Regions from separate parts of the Homo sapiens genome. Here region 2 is linked to region 1. A link is a loop called in an ENCODE intact Hi-C map of the cell type or tissue named here. Cell type or tissue: Calu3. All regions are shown on one strand. Each heading gives the region's core, and the rest is flanking DNA. Links, peaks and the distances in the headings are about the cores only.

Region 1 (2,925 bases), core at 312-2,811:
TGGATGCCTGATGAAGGGAAGGAATACTTTTTCTGGCCTTCTTACAAGAAAGATTGCTAACCAAATCTTTGCTACCTATAGCCTAGGATATTGAAACATAAGCTCTCTATGGAAGTGTTGTAGGCCTTTCTCCTTAGTTCAGCTGAAATAGGGGTCTTGTCACACAACCACGAAATATTAGGCTTGCAGACACTTTGAAGGGTTAGAAAAACGGAATTTATTGGGCAAAAGGGAATAAAAGGGGAAGCAGATTCTCAGCATAGTGAGAGTCCTGCTAGTACAGGCTTCCCACCTCACAGGCTGAATCCCAGGTACCACCCAGGAAGAGAAGGAGCCAGGCTCCTCCCTCCTGCAAATGGCATGAGCTTCCCGAGACTCCACACTCCTCCCAGTGTGCAGGCCAGTCAGAGGTTCTCCAGGACCCCTTTATACGTGGCTGTCTCAGAGGGCAGTCTACGGTGGAAGGATGTGAACCTGGGAGTCAGAGAAACTTGGCTTTAAATCCAGACGCCAGCATTTAACTAGCGATGTGAAGTTAGGCAGATCACTTAACCTCTTTGAGCCCCAGATTCTTCCATTCACATGCTATGAACCTGATACCATCATCATGGTGGGTGCTTCATAGTCAACGCAGGGAAGTCAGATGGAGACTGATCCATGAGCCCCATGACCCAGCTGTCCTGCTCCTGGGAGTGGAACCCATCCCAGCATTGGGTGTGGTGGTGAGGATGGGGTGACTGAGGTGTTTTTCGCTGGGGAGATGGGTAGTGAGATGTCAGGGAGGCTCATCATACAATGCTATGCAGCAGTATGAAGCAGTGCAGATTAAATCTTAAAAACTGACTAAGAGGGAGGAAAACCACAAAAACATCTGTGGGCACCATTTATGTATAAACATACATATGTGTATATATGTAAACATGTATGTATATATATGCTTATACATAAACGTATGTGTATATAAGGTACATATACAGACAGAGCAAGGAAATTTGGGGTGTCTTATGAGAATGCATACAAACTCAAGGATGTCATCGAACACAATACTGCTATTGTTTATGGGTTGTGGGAGGAAAATGGAAGGGGAAAAGGAGATAAAAGTTAATGAACACATGAGTGAAGGGCTTGGCACAAACTTGTAACGATAGCGTGCTATGAGTTGAGGAGTATGACTTACTCAATGTTCTGTCCTGGGTCTAAAAGAAAAAGAAAAGTTCAACAAAAAAGTCAAGGGAAGGGGGAGAATATAATTCTCAGTAATGCTACGGGGGCTTCAGGGTCTGGGTGTGAGGACCGGCACCCATGTGGCTATGGAATAGCTCTCTCCCTTGGCTCTCTCTCTCTCTGTTGAGAGTGGGAAGAAATTTCAGGAGAAATATAAGGCATGGCCCAAGATACTCATTTGCTCTTATGTGAACTCTCGGTCTCTCAGTTTCTAGTTGCCTAAAGGCACTTCTCTAATTTTTCCCAATTCTCATTGCAGACCCAGTTTTGGTGACTTGGTCACTGCAGACCTTTCAGAATGTGTGGTGCTCATTCTTGTTAAACCAGTTGAGAATTTCCCCAATCCTTTGGCCCTGCGCACAAGTGTAGCTGCTCTTCCAATCAATGGGACCTTTGTATGCAGCAGGGCGGAAGGATATTATTATGTGACAAATGACCACAGGGAAACTCCCATTATTTTCCTTGTGTCTGAGAAATTATAAATGTGTAATAAGGAACACTTTGTAGTAACCCTTGTTAATTTATGATTTTAAATATGAATGTGAATTTATTGGAATGACACAATAAAGAGTCACCATGGGCACCGATTATAATTATCACCAAGTACAATGAAGCAGAGAAAGAAACTATCTCGCTCCTAAATGGCATCATCCATATAAGCCTTGCCTTGTTCAAAGCTACTCTGTAGTATTTTCTTTTAAATAAAATAAATAAGGCACAAATAAACAACATAACCTAAAGAGGAGATGGAATGGTCTATTTCTTTTTGTTTTTTGGAAGCTAAATTTTTGAGATAACATTAAAGATAAAAATCAGCAAGACACCTCTGGGCTACGAGAGGCTACTCTTATGTCACATGTCCATTTATCACCATCATCTTCTCTATGTTCTCTTCCCTTCCCCCCACTTTCTCCTCCTCCTACTTCTTGATTAGCCAGTCAGATGTCTTATTCTTCTGAAGGAAGTGATTTGTTCAGAGATGGGTACATGATACCAGGCTCTGCCAATACAAGGCTTGCCTGAGACATTGGTTGGAGATGTAAAGAAAGAAGTATGCTCACTTCTAGAAGAGCCACATATAAACCATTAACTGCAGTGAAGAAAGCCTGATGAAGGATGCCAATGGAGAAGGAAGCAGAGCAGCACAGAGCAGGAGCAATAGTTAGATGCGCATGATGACATTACTTGAGTACCTGGATCCAGCCACACCTGAAAACTGAACTCTCTAAACTCCTCACTTATTGGAACTAATATGTTTCTCCTTTTTGGTTTTAGTTGGTTTCAGTTGACTTTTTACTCATGGCAAACCAAAGATTTTTTTTTTTTTTTTTGAGACACAGTCTCATTTTATCACCCAAGCTGGAGTGCAGTGGCGCAATCTTGGCTCACTGCAACCTCCACCTCCCGGGCTCAAGCAATTCTCCTGTCTCCACCTCCCAGGCAGCTGGAATTGCAGGCATGCACTACCACGCCCAGTTATTATTATTATTATTATTATTATTATTATTATTATTTGTATTTTTAGTAGAGATGGGGTTTCATGATGTTGGCCAGGCTGGTCTCGAACTCCTGACCTCAGGTGATCCACCTGCCTCGGCCTCCCAAAGTGCTGGGATTACAGGTGTGAGCTGCTGCACCCAGCCAGCAAACCAAAGATTTCTGAGTAACACACCAAGTAAGAAAGGCAAACACTGCCACACT
Region 2 (2,925 bases), core at 323-2,822, 85 kb before region 1:
CTATTTCTGTGTAGAATGTATGTTAATAACTTATTTACTTCTAAAGGTATGTTGCAATTTCTTTGCATATACTTTGTTGCCACATTACCAAGTAATTAAAAAGATGCTACTATTGTGATATTTAAGTAGTGAGGATTTTAAAGATACTTTTCTTCTTAGCCTCCTCTGAGTGATAAAGACTTATGCCTATTTACTCATTGATTTTCTTACATGTGATTTTGGTTAATTTAATGGCTTTTAAAATTAGATACTATTTTGCTAAAGTCTACACTGTATATAAATTGAAAACAAATTCAAAAGTATCAAATCTTTTTCAGGAATTGCAATTTGAATGTTCAGTTATTGAAGAGCTACTATTTCAACCCCCCAGGTTCTATTAAAAACAAACAACTAAACCTGTTCTTCTTTCCTAACAACTCTTAAAATTGCAACTGACATGGCTGTGGATGAATGAATATTTAATATGAGTCTTTAACCCTCCTTTCCTATTTACCCTGGAAATGCCTTTAATTTGTCTTTTATGCTTACGTATTTTAAAAAGCATTAGTCAGTATACAAGAATTATTCACTCCCTTTTTAAAATCAGTGAATAAAAATTCTAATTATAGAAAAGAGGTGTGATGTTTATTCTGAAGTTTCAGTAGCATGCTAAGGTTTTTAAAATAAACTAGAAGAAACACTATCCTAGATAAATTAAAATAGGGCAGTTGTTGGGTAGGGTTTACATTCATATCCTTCTGCCTTTTTGCTTTTGGTACAAAGATATTTGGGTTTTTGTCTTCACATACTGTCTATTGTTAACAGAGTGAATTTTTGAAGTTAAAAATATTTTCAAATTGTCTCGCCTTTATAGTCGAATGCATTATTAAATTGAAAAAATAATATTCACTTTTGTGTTCAAATTGGTATGTCCAGGCAATAATGAGAAAGGTATGTTCTGTAAAATGTCTCCTCCCCTAAAAAACAAAACACATAAACATTACATAAATTAAGCTCAAGAGAAAAAACAATTCTTAGGATTCAGTGTGTTTGAACAGTGGAGCTCTTAATAAGTTTTTAAAATTTTTTTATTTTTAAAACCTTAACTATCTTCTAAGATGGGACACTTCAGTTTTACAGTTTTATATACTTTTTGAATTTAAAAGCAAATTTTAACATTGCAGGATTTTTGAAGCGCAGAGAGATTTGAAAAATAAGCCTCCAAAATAAAAGACAGACAAGTGACAGGGCATGATGTCTTGCCTAAGTTTTTATGGACGTTACAAAAGTTTTCTTTTAAAAATTACAATAACATGCTTTTTCGTCAAGTACAAAATAAGATAGGAGGGAAAAAAAATGAAGAAAAAGTCTCCCTCTCACTCTCTCCCACCAAAAGACCCCAAACAACAACAAAACAAAATAAAAAGAAACCCAAATCCTAAACCCCATAAATGGAGCCCCTTACCATGTTGGGAAAGTTTCTGTGCAAACTGAACTGTTTCTGTGGGTCCTGCCAAGCTCCTGGCTGGTCAACTTTTTAAACACGGCAGGCAATGGTTAGACTGAGGTGAGCAGCCTGGCAGCCTAGAGAAGGAGGCAGACTAGAGCTCAGCTCCAGAGACCTACCACTTAGAGGGAAAGTTGGGACAGCAACTGTTGAGAGTTAACCTCTCCTTTCCAAAGGAGGTTTGCAGAGGCAGGACAGTGAGAGCTGATACCACCAATTTTATTCTTTTCTCAGGCATTTCTAACTTTTATGATTTCCCCCCTCCTTCCTTTACTATCTGTCTTTGTGCCTCCAGGGCCAGTGAAAGAGCAGGGCAGATTCTAGATTGCTTTCAGAGTTTGCCTTCTCTGATGATGGATTACCATGTCAATTTAAACAGCATAGGATTAATTTGTTTCAATGATTTCTCTTTAGGCTGAATGCCAGCCGTTTTTCTATCTTTCTCTTTGCTCTTCAGAACAACAACAACAACCAAAAAAAAAAAAAAAAGCCTTCTTTCCATATTCTAAGTTAAGAGACAATAATAGAAATAGACAAGTTAGGTGTAATGTTGCAACACAGTTATAGGTCTGAGTGTTTTTTATCTCTGCCTAAGAGGCTGAAACATACAGTCAGTCACATTAAAATGAAATTGGACTCAACATTTATTCAATAAATACTTGTCTTGTAGATAATCCAGTGCCGAGTGCTTTTGACATATAAGAACTTAATTTGTCTTGGATAACAAGTTATTAATATGGCACATTTAAACTTGCCACCTACAATAAGGTTACTGAGCTCTACAACAAACTCAAATGATCATTGTGAAAAACAGTTTGTGGGAAGAAGGGAGACATTTTTTGAGAATGCTTATATTATTATATGTAAGTATATTCACATACAAACCAGTAACACATAGGGGCACACATGCATGTGTACACACTCTCCCCAACATATGTGTGTGTGTGTATATATATATATACATATATATTCAGATCACATATGACAAAAATGTTCAGTGAAGTTAAAAAAAAGTCCATCCATTATACAGATGTATCTAACCTTTCCTGAATAAGAATGTGTCAGAGAATTTTCTCTTTTGAAAGATTTCTAAAGTGCACTTGAAAAATGCTGTTCAAATCCAATTTTTTTGCAAGACCAAACCCATTATGAGGTTGAAAATGTCACAGAAAAAGCACTTAGGTGCAATCCAAAATCAAACAACCCCTCCACATTTTTTACCTAGTCTGAGCTTGCAGCCAGCCAGAGCATGTTGCTGGTAGAATAAAGCCAATTTAAGTGAAATAATCTATTGCTAAAGTGATTATTTAATTTCCCGCTCTAACAGGAGGTCCTCCAATGGATGCAAAAGGACAGGAGAGACATTTCATCCTATGCACTGAATATATTGGGCAAACATATTTCGAATTACGGGCTTCTTTTCCACCACCCTCTTCTAA

The links. Hi-C counts contacts between places; a loop is a spot of excess contacts. Peaks named below come from ENCODE experiments on the same cell type or tissue, not always from the same donor. Only the 100,000 strongest peaks of a DNase experiment are listed, where the experiment ranks them.
Region 2: it touches region 1 in a loop (4-fold over the local background); 6 of 110 quality-filtered maps call a loop at or near these places.

Annotation. Positions count from the first base shown.
Region 1 is chr15:96,231,144-96,234,068 of GRCh38, reverse strand. The region is part of intron 2 of NR2F2-AS1 (NR2F2 antisense RNA 1); the gene reads left to right. Among named protein-coding and RNA genes, the nearest start is that of NR2F2-AS1, 95 kb to the left of the region's middle. In Calu3, for the core only: no CTCF peak of the experiment used is centred there; DNase peaks (open chromatin) are centred at 1,178, 1,568 and 2,208.
Region 2 is chr15:96,316,038-96,318,962 of GRCh38, reverse strand. The region is part of intron 1 of NR2F2-AS1 (NR2F2 antisense RNA 1); the gene reads left to right. Among named protein-coding and RNA genes, the nearest start is that of NR2F2-AS1, 9.6 kb to the left of the region's middle. In Calu3, for the core only: no CTCF peak of the experiment used is centred there; a DNase peak (open chromatin) is centred at 1,552.